Linked DNA regions of Homo sapiens: region 2 is linked to region 1. Evidence: chromatin loops called from intact Hi-C (ENCODE). Cell type or tissue: endothelial cell of umbilical vein. All regions are shown on one strand. Links, peaks and the distances in the headings refer to the core of each region. The heading gives the core; the rest is flanking DNA.

Region 1 (11,254 bases), core at 1,060-9,059:
TATAATTCTAATAAAGTAAAATAAAAACGTTTGGGGATAAATAGTGAGTGAGAGAATTAATTATCAGTAGGTTAATACTGCTGGAAAGGAAGTATCCAAAGGCATTTTTATGTGGAAGGAAAGGAAACCAGATGAAAGGCAAAAGATGAAGATGAGGAAGACGAAGAAGAAGAGGAGGAGGAGTAGGAGGAGGGGAAGGAGGAGGAGAGGAATAAGAAGAAATAGCAAATAAAGTAGTGAATTTGTGAGTAAATGCATTCAAATATTAATCATATAAAGTAATAACAAAAGTAGCATTTAAGTTTGGGGTGTGGTAAGTGGTGTTAAAATGCTCTAAGATTATTAAATTTTCTGGGATAGGTTAAAAGTAACAATTAGTATTAGACTTTGATATGTCAAGGATACATATCTAATCCCTAGGTTGACACTGTAAGAGTATATAAATACTAAACTAATGGATGAGGAAAATGAAAAAATAAAAAGTATTAATCCAAAAGGAGAGGACAAGAAATAAACAATAGTCAGGACAACTAAAAGCCCATAATAAGATGGTAGATTTAAATCCAAGCAGATCTGAATTATATTAAATATAAATACTAAAGTTCAAATTAAAAGATGGATTGTTACAGTGGACTTAAAAAAATGCAACTATATTCTATATATATGAGGTTATCTTAACAAAAGTATAGAAATAAATAAATAAAAGAATGGGGAGGGGGCAAGAAAAAATAAAACAAAAGAATGAAAAAATATTAACCAAAGAACATCAACCAAAGGAAACAAATTTAGGAAACTAATTAAATAGACTTTTAAGGCAAAATGCATTATAAAAGATAAAAAGACACATTTCATAGTAATAACAGTTTCAAAACTACAACTGACCAAGAATGTTTAACAATTCTAAACTGTTATGCACCTAATGACATTGCCTCAAAATAAATAAAGCATAACTGACAAAATTACAAAGGAAAAAAGTCTAATCTAAAATTACAATAGTGAGACTGGTAGAATAACCATCCAACTGAGTCTAGTCAGCCTTAAGAATCATAAGAAAGCTTAAAATGGTTGTTTACTTAGGTCACTGAGTTTTGGGGTAATTTATTAGGGCAGGAATAGATAACTAAAACACCAATCATGTAGCTTAAAAGTTTCAAGTGTCAAGGTAACCATTCCAGAGCTTGATGTCTGGCCCTTCCTGTTTCCTGTTTCTATGTGCTTCCCTAGGATGTAATGGGCCTGTGGAAAACTGCCCATCTGTGTACTGTTTTCTCAGTTATTCGCTTTCTGCTATTCCCTTTTGTTGATCAACAACTGTACACACATGCAATGGCTCAAATTAAGAAGTGAAGTAAAGAAGGATATGGTAAAATGAGAATACTCATGCATTCTGAGTGGGAGTATAAATAAGTACGTTTGGAAGATATTCTGGTGTTATCTACTAAAGATAAAGATATATCTCCTTATGATCCAACAAGTTCACTCATAGATGCAGAGAAGTATGTAAATATGCATTGAGATTCATATGATTCATATACAACAATGATCATAGTAACACCATTCATAATTGCCCAAGGTTGAGAACTTCAACATTTTTATAAATATTAGAACAAATAAAATAAATTGAGACTATTCATACAACAGAGTAGCATAAACCAATTAAAATTAACATGTTACATGCAACAACATGAAAATATATGTCCACTAGTACAAGAATGTTCATAATTACTTTATTCATAATAGCCCCAAACTGGAAACAACACAAATGTACATCAACACAATCCACATGATATATCAATGAACAATTTGTAGTGTACCTATACAAAGAAATGCTACTCAGTAATATAGAGGATTACACTACTGATTCACCCAACCACATGAATGAATACAGTGATGTGCCGACAACTGGCTCTTTAGGGTAGGGAAACCCTGATTTGTAGCATTTGCCAATTTCCATGAGGTAAATAGTCCCACCATGGCCAATTTCAAGCTACCAAACTGAAGTCACTGCACGCAAATTTGGTAATACATGCACACAGTTGGCTCTCTCAACCTAGTCTGAGCTGGCTCTAGCATGACACTAGATGAATCTCACAGACAATAAGCTGTGCAAAAAGGCCAGACACAAGGGTACCCATTATGTGACTTCATTTATATGAAGTCCTAGAAAACTAATTTAAAATGAAAAAGAAAAATCAGAAAAGTGGTCCCATCTGGGGAGCTGGGGTGGGGGATTATCTGGGAAGAAGCAGGAGGGAATTTTATGGGAAGATGAAAATGTTCTATAGTGTCGTGATAAGGTTGTGCATTACATAGGTATATCCATTTGTCAAAATTGTACAGCTAAGACTCATACCTTTCAAAGCACATAAACTTTACCTAAAAAAAAAAAAAAAAGAGAAAGGAAGGAAGGGAGGGAGGAAGGGAGGGAGGGCAGGGGAGGGGAGGGGAATGGAGGGGAGGGGAGGGGAGGAAGGGAGGAAGAAACTGTAAAAAAGTTGTGAGATTAATTGAGTAGGGGAGTGGGGATAGATGTATAGAAAACAATACAGAAAAGGCAGAAAGTTGATAAATCATTGAAGCTGGGTGATGGGTGTATGGAGATTTATTACATCCCCTTTACTTCAGGTATGCTTAAATTTTTGTGCAGTAAAATGTTTAAAAATAACTCATATATAGATGAACATAGATTCACCAACGTTTTCATTCACCAACCACGGTCTTTTCTTTGATCGTAAGTCTTCGGGTTTCATTTTATCTTTGTTGCATAAACCGCCCCATGCATTTCTAGTCATTTTCCCTTTAAAGTAGAAAGAAAACTTAAAGACACATATAAAGCCATCATTGTGCAAAACTCTAGACTGTTACAACTTTTTCCATACAGCTTTTCTCTTTAACATGCCTTTTTTCATAACTAATTGGACAGGTTTTGCCAACTAAATTGACTGTGCCTGTCCATAACATTAAATTTAGTTGATATAAAATCAATAAGCCACTTTCTTTTTGCTCTTATGTTCACCAGTTTATATAATTTTAAAAGTGTATAATTAAAATACTAATATACCTGATGTTACACATTTGAGAAAAAACTCAAAACAAACTCAAGATCAACTAACCCTCAGTAAGAAAGAACAACTCCACAACTCAATTGATATGCAGGGGTGCCACTGTGCACAGGACCTTTCTAACCACTTCCCAGGCATGCTGGATTAGCTGACACTCCCTATTCCCTATATTATAGACACAGGCCACTGCCTCTTACTATTACAGTCCTAAATTATTTCATAGAAGTCTATTAACCTCTACTTTACCTAAAAACATACTATAGATACACTTCAACTAAAGCTAACTAAAATGTAATCAATCATTTTGTCTACTGGAGAATGTATCCTGAGTACTCATTTGCACATATTTCAGTCTTTCAACAGTAGTAGTTCTATCTAGCAATGACATTTGAGGAAGAAGGAAAGATATACTAGTAATTTACAAATTTGGTATCTCTGCATAAGTCATGACACAAAATTCCCCCAACAGTCTGAAGAAGGCTAGACGTAAAAAAAATCTACTGCATGATTTAATTAATTTAGTTATTTATTTATTTGTTTGTTTTATTATACTTTAAGTTCTAGGGTACATGTTCACAACGTGCAGGTTTGTTACATATGCATACATGTGCCACTTTGGTGTGCTGCACCCATTAACTCATCATTTAGCAGTAGGTATATCTCCTAATGCTATCCCTCCCCACTCCCCCGACCCCACAACAGGCCCCGGTGTGTGATGTTCCCCTTCCTGTGTCCAAGTGTTCTCACTGTTCAATTCCCACCTATGAGTGAGAACATGCAGTGTTTGGTTTTTTGTCCTTGCGATAGTTTGCTTGCATTATTTAATTTATATGAAGTTCTAGAAAACTAATATAAAATGAAAAACACTCAGAAGACTTTTCTGGGTAATCGTGAGTGGTTTACTGAGAAGGGACATGAGTGAATTTTACAAATATACAGAGAGCATTTACACTGGGAAACAGGACTCCAGATCCAACAATCTTATTACACATTCATAAGAATGGTGGAAAGGAAGAAAAAAAGCCGGCACAGTTCTGTCTGTTTATCTGTTTATCTAGCTTGAACTCACCTTACAAAAAGGTTGTTGTCTATTGCATTGTTGTACTTCCTGGAGGGGAAGTTAGAATATGAATAAACAATGATTTTTTTTGTTCCATAAGAGGCTATGGTCAGATATACTCTGGCCAATAAATATCCTTCCGTGAATAACAATAGGCCTTCCTCTTAGTCCTTTGAAAGACAAGAGAACAAGAGAAAACAACAACTCTATGACTGACAGGTCCACAGAATAGCTCTGAACACCTGTGCAGGCTGGCCTGGAGGTTCAAAGTTCCATTCAGGTGCACTTTTTGGAAAATCTATGTAATCTGACTCTCTCCGTCTCTCTCAAGGTTAAAAATACTTAATTTCATATGTAATTTCATATGTAATAATAGTAAATAAATTTTACTATTTATAGAGTTTTTAATTTGTGCCATGAATTATCTCATATGACCTTCCCAAAAATCCTATGGTGGATAGGGGTGGGAAATGAGACTCAGATAGTTTGAATAATTAGTTCAAATTTGCCAGGCTAGCAAGATGTAGAGCCTGATTCCAACCCACGTAATCTGACTCCAGAGTGCACATTATTAACCACTGGCGAGTCAATTGACGCAATGTAGAGACCTAGGGAGGAAATGTCAGCAAAGCGTGAGTATCCTTCCTTATGGACAGTCTTAGCCAGCAAGCTAAAAGAAATGCAGCCGACGGATTTTGGCCCAAAACTGTTCAGCAATCCAATGTCTCTAAAAGATAATGAAAACAAAAATGAAGTCTACTTTTGTTAGAATGAAGAATGACTGGCCTGAAAAACTAGTGGAGATATTTTTAAGTCAATAGATTCAAAATCAAACTATCAAAGGGAGCTCTGCATGTTTTCAGGCAACGGGAGTAGAGTGAGAGGTGAGGCTTGAATTTTTAAATGGTATTCTCCTTTATTTTAGAATATTATTATTTTTGCCCCAGTTTTCATGAAGAAAAGAGATAAATGTGTACTATTTCATATTCTTACTGCTTGCATCAGACATGAATTATCGGAATTTAAATGCCTTATGTAATACACAGTGGATTAGTGTATTTTACTACTTTGATGGTGTTTTTTTAATATAAATTCAGACACATTTATTTCCTATCCCTGAGACAAAAGAGCTATTGATAGAAGCAGAACACACATGTATGCGGATGACTGTTTATACAGATATGGTATAAATCTATATTTCTATCTTATCAAAATACAGACTTCTGACAAGGTTAGAAAGAATCGGCCATATTAAAACTATTGCCATCAAACACAATGTTCCAAGACCCCTAGGATAAATAATAACAAGAATAAATATTTTTTTATAAAAATGAACCCCTTGTCTATGATTTTGGATTTTTTTTCAAGATCGTATGTATCAAAAGGATTACAAGAGGCTAATGCCATAATCAGCCATATGACCTTGGGTAAATCACTAAGATTCTTCTTATCTTAGAACAAGGGAGTTGGAGTCAAGGCTGTGACTCTGAATTCTTCAGTCTTGTATATTCCAATATGGCGTGGTTGGGGTGAGAGGTACAATTTAGAGACTTTCCATGTGTTCCTTCAAACTCCTCATTCCATTTCCCCATTCTGCATGGAGGCACCTACAACATGGTAGAGGTTGAACCAAGTGAGGCAGTTGACATCTCTAATAGTTTGCCACTAGCATAGTATCTGTGTTTTGAAAAGTCATTGGACTTTGGAGGTATGTATTCCAAAGCACCATGTAGCTGGAACTGTTTTGATAAATCTTGTAAAAAAAATCCCAATTGAGTAGCAATAGGGAAAAGCATCCAACACTTACAGGAAGCTCCAGCTGATTGGGGATAAATGAGCTCTGTACTCAGCAACAGCTGCAACAACAGAGGGCCGAGCCTCGGTAGGTGGACATGCACAGAACGAGCTGAGCTGGGGCCTGGAATTTCCCGAAATGAAATCCAAGAACTGTTTAGGTTGACCTTCTCTCTCTTAACACAGTTGACCCTTAAGAAATAAGAGATGACACATCCCAAAGCACACCAAGTTTTTACAACCGCAGCTTAAAAAAAAAAAGGAAAAGTTGGAAAATGAATGGCAGTCCTCTTGCAATTCTGGAAGAATAAACTGGTTGATTTGACTGCCTTCTGTTTGGGGAATAAGCAAAGCGATTATTTAAGAATCATATATGCTGGGGCTGCTGCGGAATGCAGAGTTTCTAGAAAACAGATTTATCTGTCAATTATAAGCAGGCTTCCTGCACTGCAGGACCTGCTTCCACATAGCAGTCAGGGTTACAGTGACATAAAACAGAACACCATGAACTGTATTTAGAAAGGCTGATGTAAAAAATGCAGTGGGGAGGAAGATTGAAATGTTTGCAGAAATATAGATAAGCAGGCACAATATAAATGAGGAAATATGTTTTCTTCCCCCAACAGCATGACAGCCTCAACAGTATTTTCCAGGGAATTGAAAAAAGAATTTTCTTAGCAGGGAAAAAATAAAAGTGGTCATCTGCTGGCTAAGTATATAAAGACACATCTTAAGAGCTTTCTCTAAAGTAGGTTTCTCACGTGAAAAATGAGGCTGTTATGAGGTACAGCCCCTCAGTTTACCCATTTCCATATAGCCTAAAATAATGGGGCTTAGTGTGATAGAAAATAGTGGCAACTAAAAATATCTGTCGCAGATAAGGTTTCTCTTCTAGCCATGGCTGTGTCAAGTTACGTGGTCTTTGCTTTGCTCTGCTGCATTCTGATAACATACACTTAAGTAATTTTGTAAAAAAGCTATGCCTCACTTTCATAAGCATAAAGGAAATAAGATCAGTCATGAGGAACATCTGGCAGGAAGTTCATGGAAAGGGAATTCACCAGAATTATTCAACTGGGAGGGGCCTTGGAAGCCATTTGTTCTAGGTTTCCATATGTTGGCCTGAGGAACTATGTACTTTGTTATGTAAAAATCACGGAAAATAGAGGTCAGAGATAAAGTGAGTTCTATTTTCACAAACAGAATGTCTATAGATATAATGATTTTCATAAACTACCTTACACTGAGTGTGACAACATAAATAAAAGAACAGCAAAACTCAAAACAGTTTTGTTTTTTTGAGTCAGAGTCTCACTCTGTTGCCCAGGCTGGAGTGCAATGGCACGATCTCGGCTCACTGCAACCTCCGTCTCCTGGGTTCAAATGATTCTCCTGCCTCAGCCTCCTGAGTAGCTGGGATTACAGGTGCCCACCACCATGCCCGGCAAATTTTTGTGTTTTTAGTAGAGATGGGGTTTCACCATGTTGGCTAGGCTGGTCTTGAACTCTTGACTGTAGATGATCCACCCACCTCACTTTCCCAAAATGCTGGGATTACAGGGGTGAGCCACCACGCCCGGCTAAAACAGTTGTCTATGATCAATATTGTTTTCTCTCTTCAATTCACTCCAGTGTTTCTCTTGGTCCCCACACTAATAACTGCCTCATCATGGGCTCTGATAGTCATGTTACCAAATGCACACTCAGTTCTCAACCTTCATTTACTTGACCTATCAATAGTATCTGGCATAGCTGATCATGGTCTCCTTCCTGAAACTTGTTCTTCATTTGGTTCTGGAATATCACACTCTCTTGGTTCTTCTACTTCCCTACCCTTTCTTATTGTCTCTTCATTCTTCTTCTTCTATGTAACCTCTAAATATTGAAGTGAATTTATAAGAACTCTAAGTAATTCATCAGCTTAAGGAAAAACAAAAAGAAAATGACTAATTATGTATAAATTGGATATATTGGGAAAAATATTTTTTAGCAGGGAGTCCTTTTAGTGGCTGTATCTGAAAACAAGGTCATGAATAGACTCTGCTCCCACAAACCTCTAGGAAAGCAGACTGTTCTTATAATCATGTGACTTTTGCAATTTGGAAAGCAGAATAAACTTCTCCCTGGAGGCCCTTTATCTTATTCAAATGTTAGAACTTAACCACAGGGTGGCCTTAAAATTTGGAAACATAGGCACATGTTTGCCATTTTCAAGTGACTAAATCATGTCGTTAGTTGATGGACTAGGAGAGGCGGTCCAGAGTGATGATTTAAGGCTGGTGCACTACCTCATTGCACCGCAGTGGCAGGGTTGGATATCTAGGGTGCACCTTTTTTTTTTTTTTTTGAGATGGAGTTTCACTCTTGTCACCCAGGCTGGAGTGGAATGGTACAATCTCGGCTCACTGCAACCTCTGCCTCCCGGGTTCAAGCAATTCTCCTGCATCCAAGCGATTCTCCTGCCTCAGCCTCCCGAGTAGCTGGAATTACAGGTGCCCACCACCATGCCCAGCTAATTTTCGTATTTTTAGTAGAGATAAGGTTTCACCATGTTGGCCAGGCATGTCTCAAACTCCTGACCTCAGGTGGTCTGCCCGCCTCAGCCTCCCAAAGTGCTGGGATTACAGGTGTGAGCCACTGCGCCCGGCCACATTTTTATTGTAGTTTTGCACAGCACATGGAACTACATATTGTGGATGAGGCTAACACAGTGAACACTGTATTAAAAGAGAATATCCAGAAACTACTTATGTGCATTTTCCTAAGCTTGGAGATTTTATAAGCACCCTGTAGAATCCTCTTCCACTGAGCAATGCAAGTAAATGTGTCATGACCTACTCTGGCCTTCCAGCTCAAAAAGCTTATTGACAATATGAGAAGTCCTTGACTCCTGAAAAACAAAGGGATTTTTGACCTCTATAAAACTGCCCAGAATAAACAAGGAAATTGATATCTGTGTAGTCCTTGCTGAACACTATACATAATACTAGAAACTTATACACATTTACTCCATTAACCCTTATAAATTCACAATGCAGAGATGGTGCTTAATCATCATTATCACCATATGGAGTGGGTACTAACTAACGTTTTTAGGCTCCAAGAGGTTAAGGAACTAAGATTTAAACTCATTTCTTCTGCTTCTATCTCTTCTCCATGCCACAGCTTTTGTTCCATTTTTACAAATGTGTAAACAGCGGCTCTAAGTGATTGAAATTTTTACCTGAAATTATATGGCCAATATATGGCAAAGCTGAAATTCAAACCTGAGCCTTTTTGACTTTGGAGTACCATGTTTTTTCATCTATAGCAAAATTATTATGCATCTTTTTAAAGGCAGGGGCAAAGAGGGAAGATAGAGGAAAGTCAGGAGGAAATTCTGGGTCTGTGTCTTTATGCTGGACAAGGATGAGCTTGATGTGTTAAAGAAAATAGCAGATTTCAGAACATTCATTATTTTGTTTTTCTACAGCCTTGAGTAGCTGAGTTGGAATCATCCCAGAATTAGGACCAAATTAAAGTTGAAATCACTGCACAGTTATTTCAATGGACAGGAGCACAGTGCTAATGAGGTCAGGGTCAGGACTCCAGACTGCCCGACTTTTCTCTGTTCTAGCGCCAAAATGCAGAGTTCCCCCTACACAGCCAACTCAGAAACTCACCCTGTTGGTCACAGGCAGGACCCACTAAGACAGCACAAGTCAGCACACTTGTTATTGCTGCCAGAAAAACAAGGTCCAAGCTTATGCCCTATGGCTGGTGGGTGAGAGCCACTAGCTTCATATTCCATTCAAAAGAGAGCCTTTTATATTGGCAGAGTAACAAACAACATGAACTTCATCTGTGGATTCTATCAGATGCAAAGTTGCTAGAATGGTTAATAAAACATCAGAGCTCATGAAGAAAACATAATTCTCTGTGCTGCCCCTGCAGGGATTCTAATCCTCTTTGTGCCCATTCTATTCCTGTAGGTGCACAGAGTTCCCTGCAAAGTGAACTTGATCCAGCTTGAGATACACAACAGAAGATGTAGGCCACCCAACCATAATATACAGCAGCACTAAAAAAAAAAAAAATGATTAGTATTTACTTCAAAAATATTGAGTTCAGAACAAATTGCATAAGATTTTGAATTTTTTTAAGTGACAGGTTACTTCAGAGAAGGACTTTTGAAAAAAGAAAAAGGAGCCAAGTCTTTAGATCTAGTAGAATGTCTATTAAATTGGAAATGTCTGTTTTCTTTTTAGTTTTCCCATTAATGAAAAGAGGTCAAGAGAACAATGTCTTCATAGAATGGAGGGTACAGCAGGGCATTAGCTTTTATTTTCATATGTTAATAAAAATCAGAATTGATATTTTTCAGAAAATTACAACAAAACAATGCAGCAAATATACAAAACTGTTTTCCTGTTAGGAAGTGGAGCTAGCAAAGTAATGCATCTCTTTTGCAAGATTTCAGTTGGGGAACAAAAGCAGCTCTGTTTGCAGTTTATTTCCAGGTGATTGTAATTATACTGACTCAGTCTTTTGCCCTAGAAGAGGGCTGAAAATCTCTGAAAGAGACGACTGGCCTTCTAAGATTTTCTGACAATGGGTACAAGAAGAGTTCTGGGTTCTTTTTCACACTCAGGTTATATGAGGCCAGTGTCTTTAAACTAAAAAAAAAAAATAACAACTATTAGTTACCTGCACTGGAAATTACTGTTGAAGCTCTTAGGTTCTATAGCCTAAAACATACAGCCCTTACTTCCTGCCTTTCCTGCTTAACACATATATTATATTTGCACATGTACATTTATAGCCAACAGTTGATCTCCAAGGAGCTTGGTTGTCTAGTTAAGCATTCCCAATACTGATTGGACCGCACATCCTAACTTCCTGTCTTTGGCCCATCTTCCACTGTGGCATGGTTGTTCTAGCTATATTTTTCTACCTTGAGTTGCTGCCCAAGCAATGATAACTACTAATGCTGAAAAGAGTCATTGATTTCCTGTATATCCACAAGAATAGCTCTTGCCTACACAAAGGGAAGAAGGCACTAAGAAAGAAGGCACTAAGAATCTCTGATGGGCCAATAGTTCAGTCTAGCAATGGTGTGAATGTCCCAAAGTACATGAGACGTGTCTGTAGACATTAAGCACTGAGTTCAGTGAATTAGTCCCCTACTTACTAAAGAAACACACCCTGATTTAGGGATTGGCAAATGTATACCTGCTAAATATTTCCTCACTCAGATACTCTCTGCTGCCTAGAGGTCAGTTTGACAAATTTATTTGTGTATCGTGTGCATTTGACTCCTTACTCAAGGCTCACTGTCTGGGCCCACAGATTAATTACA
Region 2 (11,254 bases), core at 1,290-9,289, 70 kb before region 1:
AATTCTGCTTTCCTGACTGCATTTGAACTGGATATTGGCTTTTTCCTTTTTTGAAACTTGAACTGAAACATTGGTTCTTCCTGGGTCCCCAGGCTGCCAGGCTTCAGACTGGAACTACACCATGGGATCTCCCAGGTCTCCAGCTTGTCCACTTGCCCTGCAGATCTTGAGACTTTCCAGACTCCATAGTCACGTGAGCCAATGCCCTATACTAAATACTAAATCTCTTTATATATGCATGTCCTATTGGTTGTTTCTCTGGAGAATCCTAACTAAAACAGAAAGATATCAAGTGGCTCACAGAATAGCCAGAATAACTAGAAAAAGAGCCTTGGAAAATGGGGAGGAACAAAGCCCTTAGAAGGCCAAAACCACAACTGAAATGACACAAAGGAAAAGTCTGGCTAGAACAAAGCTGCTTTTAGCCCTGCTAGTCGTGGCCACCGGACACCCTACTACTCTTGCCACTGCCATAGCTGCTGCTGGATGCTGACACTCTCACCAGACTGAACTGTCACTGTCCTTGCTTCTTTATTTCCTTTTCTCTATGCTTAAGTTTCCCTGCAGCAACAATCTTGGCCACATGTCCACAACCCTACTTGAGGTTAAATTATTAAAAAAAAAAAAAAAAAAAAAAAGCTTCTGGCCTTTGAGGCTTTTGAGATAAAAAATAGGTTTTGTCACTATAAAATCATAAAATGTGAAAAGCAAATAATTGCTTTATATATTTTATCATTAGCTATGACCTAGAAATACATTGATCTTGCTATGCTCATCACAGATCTTTTCATTTATTCAACAATCATATATTAAATATCTTATAATTTCCTCTATGATATTTGCTGAGTTAATCAATAGTTACAGAAACATGACCACAATCTCAAGATTGGCTAAAATTAGCCCCATAAAATATGAAGAGCTCTATAAAATCCTAATGATCTCTATAAAATCCTATAGATGCCTAGGTATCTATAGGCAGCTTTGAAAGGCTGATAAAAAGACTTACCTCCACTGCAAGGCCAAGAATTGGTAATCATGTAGATCTCCTGTATGAGTTCCTCTTCACAGCAGAGATAGATTTGGACCCTAGACCCAGATGTTGCATTCCCTCACGAAACGACTGTGAGCAGGTCTCTAAGCCTTGGTTTCTTTACCTGTAAAATGAGAATAATAACAAAGTTATTATTATTAATAGAGCCTTCTATTACTTCCTCACCAAGTTTTTCTGAGGATCATATAGAATAATACATGAGTAGGTCTCAAATGAAAGTATGCAGAATACATGTAAAATATCAATAGTATTGTTACGTAAGTAGTAAGACCCTATTGCAATTGAAAAGCCACATCCATTCTAATTGAAATGAAAGCCACATCCACTCTAATCACAAGAGCTACTCTCTTAGTTTTATGCTGCCATAACAAAAATACTTGAGATTGGCTGATTTGTGAAAAACGGGCATTTATTTTCACAGTGCAGGAGGCTAGGAAGTCCAAGATCAAGGTGTTGACAGGTTTGGTCATCTGGTGAGTGCTACTCTCTGTTTCCAAGATGGCACCTGGTGCTGCATCCTTCAAGGGGAGGAATGTGTTGTCCTCACATGGTAAAAGGCAGAAGGGTGAGGGAGCCAAAGCATTAATTATGCCTCTTTTATAAGGGCCTTAATCCCATTCACCAGAGAGGGAACCCTCATTGGCCTAATCACCTCTTAAAGGCCCCTTAACGCCATTATATTGGCCATTATGTTTCAACACCCGAATTTTGGAGGGGACACGTCCAGACCACAGCTGCTACTATTTATTTATCTCTTGTCCAATTCTCTAAATATGCATAGCTCATCATTCTCTCATTGTGTCTTCTCCTGCCAACTTGACTAAGTAAAGCATCTCTCAGCTTCTGGATCCTCTCCTTTTCTCTTGGCTGGCTGCTTCACATTGGAGAGACTTCAGCTAAACTAGTTGATTTCCCTCCATGGGGGAAGAAGGATTTATTTGATAGATGACTTTGAGGTAGGAAAGTGACCCTGTTTAGACCGACAAATACTAAGAAGTCATTTTTGCCCTATACGTCATGTTGGCTATTTTTACCAATCTTCCATAGAAAAATAAAATTCTCATTATAATGTATATTACCTATAAGCATTATCTTAATTATTGTAAAATCTCAGTTCCTGGAGATTTCATTAGTTTATGTGCTATGGCTGGCTACTTAACACAGAGTATTTTACATATATTAATTCTAGGCAAATATCCCTTTATGATATTTTAGCAACTCAACCTTTAGTCATAACCAAAGAATTATAAATTGTCCACTTGTGAATACCTCAAAATATGTACTCATTTTAACTCGCTAACATGGTAAAACATGGAAAACGTGATCTATAAAGAATAAACATAAGTCATGGTGCTCACAACACAATAGAAGCACAGCGGATAGATTTCTGTTTAAAGGCTCAGCTCAACAGGGAATAGAAAAAAAGAAAACAAATGTCTCTGCCCTGCTAAGAGAAGCCTTGCCTTTGTGTGCTGTTTCCTGGCAAATGAAAAGGAAGAGAAGCTCCAGCTTGTACTGCCCTCTTAGGATTTGAAGGAACAAAAGAAAAGTAAATACTTCTCTGCTTCTAAGAATGACATTTAGGCAAAAATAGTCTATCTTTTCTTTTTGTTTCTTCTCCTTCCTTTATTATTAAACAAAAAAGACTAATGCTAAGGTGAAAATCCTTTTTGAAATTATTTTTAATTTGTGTAAAAAGTTTCGTCATTTTTTGAAAATTATAGCAGAGCTTATTTTGTTTCCCTCCTTCAAATTGTCTAATGCGATATTCAGTTGTTAATTCTTGAGTAACTTTTGATTCTTTGGTGGTGCAATCAAAATTGAAGACCACCAATTTATTCAAATGATATATTATTCCAGCCACTATAAGGAGTACCCTCAGTTAATACTGATTGTAAATGATTTCCCTATGCAAACTAACTCCTTCTCTCAAAGCCTTTTTCCTAGGACTTCAACTCATTTTATATGCTATTATGATCTGAGTGTTTGTGATCCGCCCCCCCCCCCCAAATTTTTATGTTTAAATTCTAATCCACAAGCGATGAGATTAAGAGGTAGAACCTCTGTGAAGTGATTAGATCATGAGAATGGAACCCTCATGGACCAAATTAGTGCCCTTATAAAAAAGGTCCAAGGTGGATCACCTGAGGTCAGGGGTTCAAGACCAGCCTGGCCAACATGGTGAAACCCCATCTCTACTAAAAATACAAAAATTAGCTGGGCATGATGGTGGGTGTCTGTAATCCCAGCTACTCAGGAGGCTGAGGCAGGGGAATCACTTGAGCCTGGGGGTGGAGGATGCAGTGAGCCAAGATCATGCCATTGCACTCCAGCCTGGGCGACAAGAGCAAGACACTATCTCAAAAAAAAAAAAAAAATGGCCCAAGAGAGACTCCTGGTACTTTCCACCATGTGAGGACACAGTGAGAAGGTGTCATCTATAAACCAGAAGTGGGTCCTCACCAGACACCAAATCTGCCCATGCCTTCACGTTCATCTTGGGCTTCCCAACCTCCAGAACTGTAAGAAATAAAGTTCTACTTTCTGTAAGCCACCTAGTTGATAGTATTTTGTTACAGTATCCCAAACCGACCAAGGCATATACCCACTTCGATGATATGCCATGATGGTAGCCAATGCTAGCACAGACTTAAGGCTTAATAAAAATATTATCATGTCACAATTCTGACCTCAGTAATAGTACCAGGCTCCTGGATCCATCGGTAGGGTAATTTGAGACACTCAAATGGATGGCTAAAGTTATGCTAAAGTGCTCAGTCCCAATCCACACTGAGACAAGGGCTTCCACTACCACCTCTGTCTCATGAACCCTATTTCAAAGAGCAGTGCATGTGCAAGAACCATTTTCTCACTCAATCCAAAAACCATCACCAAAATAATGTCTGGCAAACTGCATTCCACATCTTCATCCTCTAACATAAAGTGTAAGATGATAATATTTTTATTAGTGTGACATGATAATATTTTTTATTAAACCCTAGCATGTTAATACAGGTCCCCATTGCTAAAATCCTTTATTTTTGTATCTTCCTGACTTTCGGGGTAAGATACTGAGTTGAATTGTCTAAAGAGAAGAGAATCTTCTTTGACAGTTTTTGCCAAGTAGATCAACAAATGCCTTTGACATTAAAATACCATAAAGCCTAAACTGGATGCTCTTAACCCCTGGTGTCCTATTCTTATGGATTTTCTCCTAAACCCTCTGGTAATTCCTTTTTAGTATTTTTCTAGGGCTCTTTTTTCTCCCTTTTCTTGTGGGTATTAGCAGCCTCTCTTTTAACACTCTAGACTGTGGCTCACAAACCCAAGTGATAACACAGATCTGTAGATGACATGAATAAATGAAGCAGGTGGTAGGAAGGAAAAATTATGTGACTCTCTTACTCTTTACTTTTTCCATCTTTGATAAAGTAAAGAAATACCTTTTCTCTTAGAAAAACAACAACCACCACAACAGAAAACAAATACAAGCATAATTTTAAATGGCAGCTGGTATTCAATGTCAGGGAGATAAGAAGGAGTGGATGTGTCTATGGAAAACAGGAAGCAGCTGTTTCTCAGCTTCAGCCAATGTCAGCCAATAGGCAACATAACCATTAGCAAATTTTTTTCCATTTCTCAAGACAATCTGAAATTCAGGCTTTCATTTGAAATCTCTGATGTTTAAAAATTTGCTCGAGGATAACATATCTACATGCCAGAAATAGCATGCTAAAGAGAATACATCTCCATGACAGAAATGGTCAGTGGGTTGCCAGTTCGTGGCTTCTTTATCACAAATTACTAAAGGCAGTGCTTTTCAAACTGCAGAGGACAACCTACTGATGGCTGATGTCACCAATCTCATGGGTTGCAAGTAGCATTTTTAAATGAAATAGAATTGCATAGAAGAAAATGGAATAGAAAGCAACAGAATTTATCACATTTAATGGGGTAGGAATTGTAAAAGGAGATCTGTGTGTGTGCATGTCTGTGTGTGTCTGTGTGTGTAGTAGGTCTCTGTAGGTCTCTGTAAAAAAAAAAAATCTACTGCTGACTGTAGTCAATACGTTTGAAAGTCACTGCCTTGGTAACATTATTTTACCCACTTACTGTCATATGACATTTAAATGCCAATGGTTTTGAAAAGTGTATCTATAGGCTAGATTTTTATCTTGAACTCAGACCCATATTTTCAACTATCTACCAGATATTAGCACTTGGATGTTCCACACGTCCCACAAATTGAGTAATAGAATGATTAAAATAATGGGCTTTGTAGCCAGATTTGAGTTTGAATTGTGGGATTTCTCAGCCTGTTTTCTCATTCTTAAAGTCGGAATAATTAAAACCTCAAAATAGTGCTGTAAGAATTTATGTCCTTAGAACAGTGCCTGGCTCACACAAAAATAAATAAATATCGCTTGAGCACCAACCACGTTCCAGGTATTGTTCTAGGCACTAGAGATTGATGAGAAAATTCAGCCCCCCCACCATATGAGACAATGCTGCTTTTCAGCGGTTTGAGAAAAAAGTTGAAATCAACAAAACATCCCCTTCATGTTTTACTGCATACATACAGTAATCCTTTTAAAACGTATTCCATCAGCAACCTTTTCAAACAGCACTTTGAAGTTTACTGAGTTATGACCACAGAATGACCTTCTTCCTGCTGAGTGTGAGTAAGCCTTCTCTCCCTGCCCCAGCTAACCACCAGGCAATTCTCAGAGAGGTCTCAGTTTTACTTGGGTACAAAATAGAACCTCTAATGTTATTGGGTGAAGGAACTTGTGTGCAGCGTTCCCAGGTTCTAGTGAATAAGATGATGTCCTTTGCCCTTGTGAAGTTTGCTGACAGTGACCACATAAACAGATACATACATGACAGTATAATTTCAGCTGATATCGTACTGTTGTAAGTATTGTTACAATGATGATGATGATTGTGATGATAAAGTAAAACCATAAACACATTATTTCCCCACTCTTTCTCCTTACACCTACCTCCTTCTCATCCTGTATTTCTAGCTGGATGAATCACATCACCTTTCACACTGTTGCCCAAGCCAAAGGCATCTATCTAGTCTATAGGCTCTACTCTATATTTCTGAAATCCATCTACTTTTCACTCTTACTATCATTGTGCTATGCCAGATTCCTACCATCACTTGCCCAAGGTTCTGTGGCAAACTCCTGATTGGCCTTTCTGCTTCCAGATCCATCCCCTCTTAATACATCATTCACATTGAAATCAGACTCCATCTAGAATGGATCTAGCCATGTCTGTTCATTTCCTAACCCTTTAAGGTCTCCCCATTGTCATCTGTAGAAAGTCTAAGCTCCTGGTGGATTTACCAGACCCTTCGTGATCTTAGCCTTGTTCAACTCTCAAGCATCATCGTTCTCAAATTCTGTCTTCTTGTTAATTAGAATGACTTACATAAATTTTTAAAGTTCTCTTTTACTTCCAGGCTTTTATCTAGACTACTCTTCCTCCTGGAAATCTTTTTGCTCTCCCTGCTTTTCTTACTTCCAACATTCCCTGCACCCCCCGCCACACCCACACACTTCCACCCTTCAATTAAGTGCACTTTGAAATTGTTTGTTTTCTTGACTCTCTCCTCTTAAGGGGAGATGTCTTTATTGGCGTATTCCAATTAACTAAAGTAAAATGCCTACGTCCCTGTATTTGTTTCCTATTACTGCTGTAACAAATTGTCACAAACATAATGGCTTAGAACAATATAAATTTATCATCTAATGTTCTGCAAACCAGAAGTCTGGCAGGTCTCATCAGGTTAAAATCAAGATATTGGCTAAAATCAAGGCATCAGCTAAAATCAAGGCACCAGCAGGACTGCATTGTTGTATTCCTTTCTGTAGGGTCTAGGTAGGATCTATTTCCTTGCCTTTTCCAACTTCTAGAGATCATGCATATTCCTTGGCTTGAAGCTGCCTTCTTTCTATTTTCAAAACTAGAATAGGCGAGGGAAGTCCTTCCCACTTGGAATCACTCTGATCTCCTCATTTGCCTCTCTCTTCCATTTTTAAGGTCCCTTATAATTACATATCACCTGGATAGTCCAGAACAATCTCCTTAATTTAAGATCATCTGATTAGCAACCTTAATTCTATTTGCTGCCTTAATTCCCCTTTGTCATATAAGGTAATATATTTATAGGCTTCTGGGATTAGGACATGGATGTCTTTGGGAGGCCATTACTCAGACTACCAGGGCCCCCATTAATGGCTCATAAATTGATATGCAAATAAGGTGTCCAGTGGATCATTACAGGGGCTGCTGTGGTGAATGGCTGTTATTCTTGCCTGCCTATCACTTATTTTCTTTCTTATGGCAATGACATCTTCATATTCCCAGAGGAGCTCCTTCTCCCCCAACTTCACACAATCTTAGTGGGTGTATTAGTTAAGGTAAGGCTTAATATCTAGTGCCAAAATTTCAGTTGCCTCAAAAAAAATTTTTTTAATGATTTCTTGCTCACATAAAGGTCCAATGAGTATTTCTAGTATGGCTATCCTCCTTTGAGTAGTTCAGAGGACTCAAAGACCCTGGTTCCTTCCATCTTGAAACTTCTCCATCGCAAAACACAATTGCCAATGTCATCTGGGAATCGTCTTCGATTTATTCATCTGGAGACAGAAAGGAGCTTGAACATGTAGGGAAGATTTCTATAGGGCACATCAGGAACTGGCATATATCATTTCTGCTCATATTCTAATGACTGGATGTCAGTCCCATGACTATACCTAATGAGAAAAGAGATTAGAAATGTGTTCTGACCATGCTCAGAAAGACAGGAAATGGATAAGAAGACCATCTAGCTGTTTCTGCCACAGTGAGACTGTTAAACAATAGCATCCAGGACTCCCTTGGCCAAGGGTTGCAGTTATAACCTAAATTCATTCAATCAGAAAATAAACCTTGAAAGACTGTCAGTTAAAATTGTGTTTAATTACAGAAACAAAAAACCACCACAACTTGGCAGCTTAATTGAGTAAGGCATTTTAGGTCCAAAATAATAATTTTGGGGATAGTAGGCCAGGACAGGTATACCAGCTCACTGATGTTATCAGACAGGAAAGCCCCTTCTATTTTCCTGCACCACTATCTTTACAATGTGGTTGCAGTTCTCATGGTCATAGGTTGGCCATTGCAGCTCCAGGCATCACTTTTACCTTCCAGATAAAAAGAAGTTAGAAAGCATAGGGTCGGGAAATTCTGCTGAAGGCTATAACTGTGTCCCATAGACAACCCTAACTGGGAGACTAGGAAATTAAGTATTTTCATTTCCTGACTTCCAATAGTGAAAGAAGAAAGAAGGAATTGGAATGGGTGCCGATTGAACACCTGTTTGCACAACTGGAATGTCTGAAGCCAATTCATCCCCAGTGCATCTTTAACATTTAAGATAATTGGTATCCCTGCATCTAGATGCCCCGAGCTGTTTGGCTGTTCGGGTTCCTGCTGTTTCTTCAGTCTGGCTCTGTTTATTTATTTATTTTTTTCCTGACATGGAGTCTCACTCTGCCACCCAGGCTAGAGTGAAGTGGTGCGATCTTGACACATGGCAACCTCTGCCCCCCTGGTTCAGGCGATTCTCCTGCCTCAGCCTCTAGAGTAGCTGGGATTACAGGCACACACCATCACACTCGGTTAACTTTTGTATTTTTATTAGAGATAGGGTTTCGCTATGCTGGCCAGACTGGTCTCAAACTCCTGACCTCAAGCAATCGGCCCGCCTTGACCTCACAAAGTGCTGGGATTACAGGCGTGAGCCACCACACCCAGCCCAGGCTGGCTCGTAAAGCTTTTCTTTTACTTCTCTGAGCTATTTGATCTTTCTAATAAGTTCAATTTATTTAGTAAAAAGTTAATTTCTGCTTCTTACAACCAACAAATCCTAATTGATACTACCTTATACCTGGATTTTTAAAGGTCCAGGAAATACCAAGCTTATGAATACTTCTTTGTTCTAGTTCAGGACCCACTGACACTGAGCCCTGTCAATGGAATGTCCCACTAACAATTTGGAATTGAAAATTTAAAAGAATATTTGGCAATCGTTAAAGTATCCAAAAAAATGTTTTTTGGGAACAGGAAATTTTCATCCGATTGAACATTTAGGTAAAATAAATTTCTCTCTCCATTCCAGAGGTACATTCTTATTTTTATGAATTGGCTAGTGACTGGAGCTGGTTAAAAAATGGTGCAAACTCTGTGAGTTCACTAGCACTTTGTTAAATGAAATTGATCACTTGTAAAATACAGTAATTGCATTAAACAACTGTCATTAACCATAAGATCCCCTTGATGATGTCTCTTACACAGCTCCACAGGGAAAGCACTAAAAGTACACACATGCACACACATGCGCACATATACACTAGCCAAAATGTTTCCTGAGTATAAAATAAGACAGGAGAAAACACAGTAGAGTAGTAGAGACTCTCAGCAGGAACTACATTTGAAAAAATAATGATAAATGATATCATGATAAAAATGATGTCCTTAATAAAGCTACTAACACTACTTTACATAAATAATGGCCACTTGTAGATAAATTTTAGAATCATAGAATCTGCTTCCTAATTTTAGAGATGAGAAAACAAAAAGCCAAAAGAGTATCCACTAGGCCACACTGCCACTCAGCGAGTTAGCAGGAGCAGCAGGATGCAAATCTAGGTATAAGCAGAGTGTGAGTTTGGTGGTATGAAGGAAACACTGGAGCTGAACAAAAGATCATTGAAAAATCACTATTCACCTTACACTGAGGCCAATCTGCAAAATATTTTATCATTTATTAAACAATTTAAGCACTGAATCACAGACTATTTCCGGTACAAAATATTTAATAATGAGTGTATCGTGTGTGTGTGTGTGTGTGTGTGTGTACGTGTGTGTTTAAAGACAGGATTACTTATCGTTAGGAATAGGTTATTTTCCATAAAAAGGAAGTTTGGGCATATGGTACTGATTAAAAATGTTACTATGGTATATATAAAATAAAAACAGAAAAATACCATCAGTTTGAAATCATATGAAAGAAAACATGGCATTTTTTGCCTAATCAATGTTTATTTACAAAATACTCTGCAGGTATTCACACCTTTTCTCCTGGAATTTAGAATGCAATTAGTCATACAACATAAACCTAAAGAAAAAAATTACAAGCGTAGTAAAAATGCAACTTGTTTAGAATTTTGAAAATTGTGTAGAAAAGAGTTTCACACAATTATTCAGCATGAACTAGCTTGTTGTTATCAGTCAACAATAACCAAAAAAGTCAAATGCCTTCATGGGAGGAACATTTCAAGGTAAACTATAGTCAACTGAGATTTTTTAATATCTCAAGCTCAAAAGCAAGAGCATATATCCGAAAATCAAGTATTAATGATTTATTTATATCTCTTAACAGTGTTGTGGCAATTGAGGGAAAGGAAGGAGGTAATATGAAATGAGGAGATAGCTAGATGATATTTATGGAATGCATATAATTCAGGCATAATTATTTTCATGTTGGTTTTATGAAAACTTATAGTACATTATAACTAATCATGTTCCAGAAAATGCAAATAAGATAATAGTTGAGAAGGAATAGACATCAAATGCTTCTTTAATAAACCACAGCCATTTTCTCTAAGCAGGGAAAATGCTTTAATTGAATTTCATCTTATTAGAAAGACATTATTTCCTCCAGAGTCATAAAGTATATACAAGGAAGATTAGGAATTGTGCCTGTTGGGGCTATTTTGTAAGCACCACAATCTACTGTGGTGCTACTGTGGCTAGCGTAGGTAGAAAAATGAATTTATTGAAAGATATTAGACAGCTCAGAGAACTGTTGGGTGGGCTGAGGAATAGTCTCAAGATTAGCCCCTCCGGAACCATTCCTCAGAACCACACCAAAGAACTGGCCTGAGCAGGAAGTTACCATGGCCACCACCACCCCCACATTAGCAAAAGGAATGAATCATCCCCAGTTTGTTTCTTGCTACAGTTCACCTCCACGGTTAAGTCTCACTTCCGCCTCTAACTTACAAAACCATAGTTACACATCTGCAGCTTAGCCACAAGGGAGTCTGAGAATGCAGATTTTTTTTTTTTCTTTTCAAATTACCCTTGGAAAATGGAGCTCACAATGTGGAGAAGTATCAAATGAATAGAGGGTGTTGAAGGCATGTG

Evidence for each region. Peaks named below come from ENCODE experiments on the same cell type or tissue, not always from the same donor. Only the 100,000 strongest peaks of a DNase experiment are listed, where the experiment ranks them.
Region 2: a loop joins it to region 1, with 3 times the contacts of the local background. A loop is called at or near these places in 6 of 110 quality-filtered maps.

Annotation. Positions count from the first base shown.
Region 1 is chr12:75,700,154-75,711,407 of GRCh38, forward strand. The region is part of intron 1 of LOC105369844 (a long non-coding RNA gene); the gene reads right to left. Among named protein-coding and RNA genes, the nearest start is that of KRR1, 190 kb to the left of the region's middle. RefSeq lists an enhancer at 11,091-11,254. In endothelial cell of umbilical vein, for the core only: no CTCF peak of the experiment used is centred there; DNase peaks (open chromatin) are centred at 4,258, 6,018 and 6,868; H3K27ac peaks cover 2,405 bases.
Region 2 is chr12:75,630,161-75,641,414 of GRCh38, forward strand. LOC105369844 (a long non-coding RNA gene) reads right to left here. Exons shown (of 16, transcript XR_007063375.1): 9 at 1,007-1,154. Among named protein-coding and RNA genes, the nearest start is that of KRR1, 120 kb to the left of the region's middle. RefSeq lists an enhancer at 2,182-2,765 and a silencer at 5,589-5,883. In endothelial cell of umbilical vein, for the core only: no CTCF peak of the experiment used is centred there; DNase peaks (open chromatin) are centred at 2,501, 4,521 and 5,721; H3K27ac peaks cover 698 bases.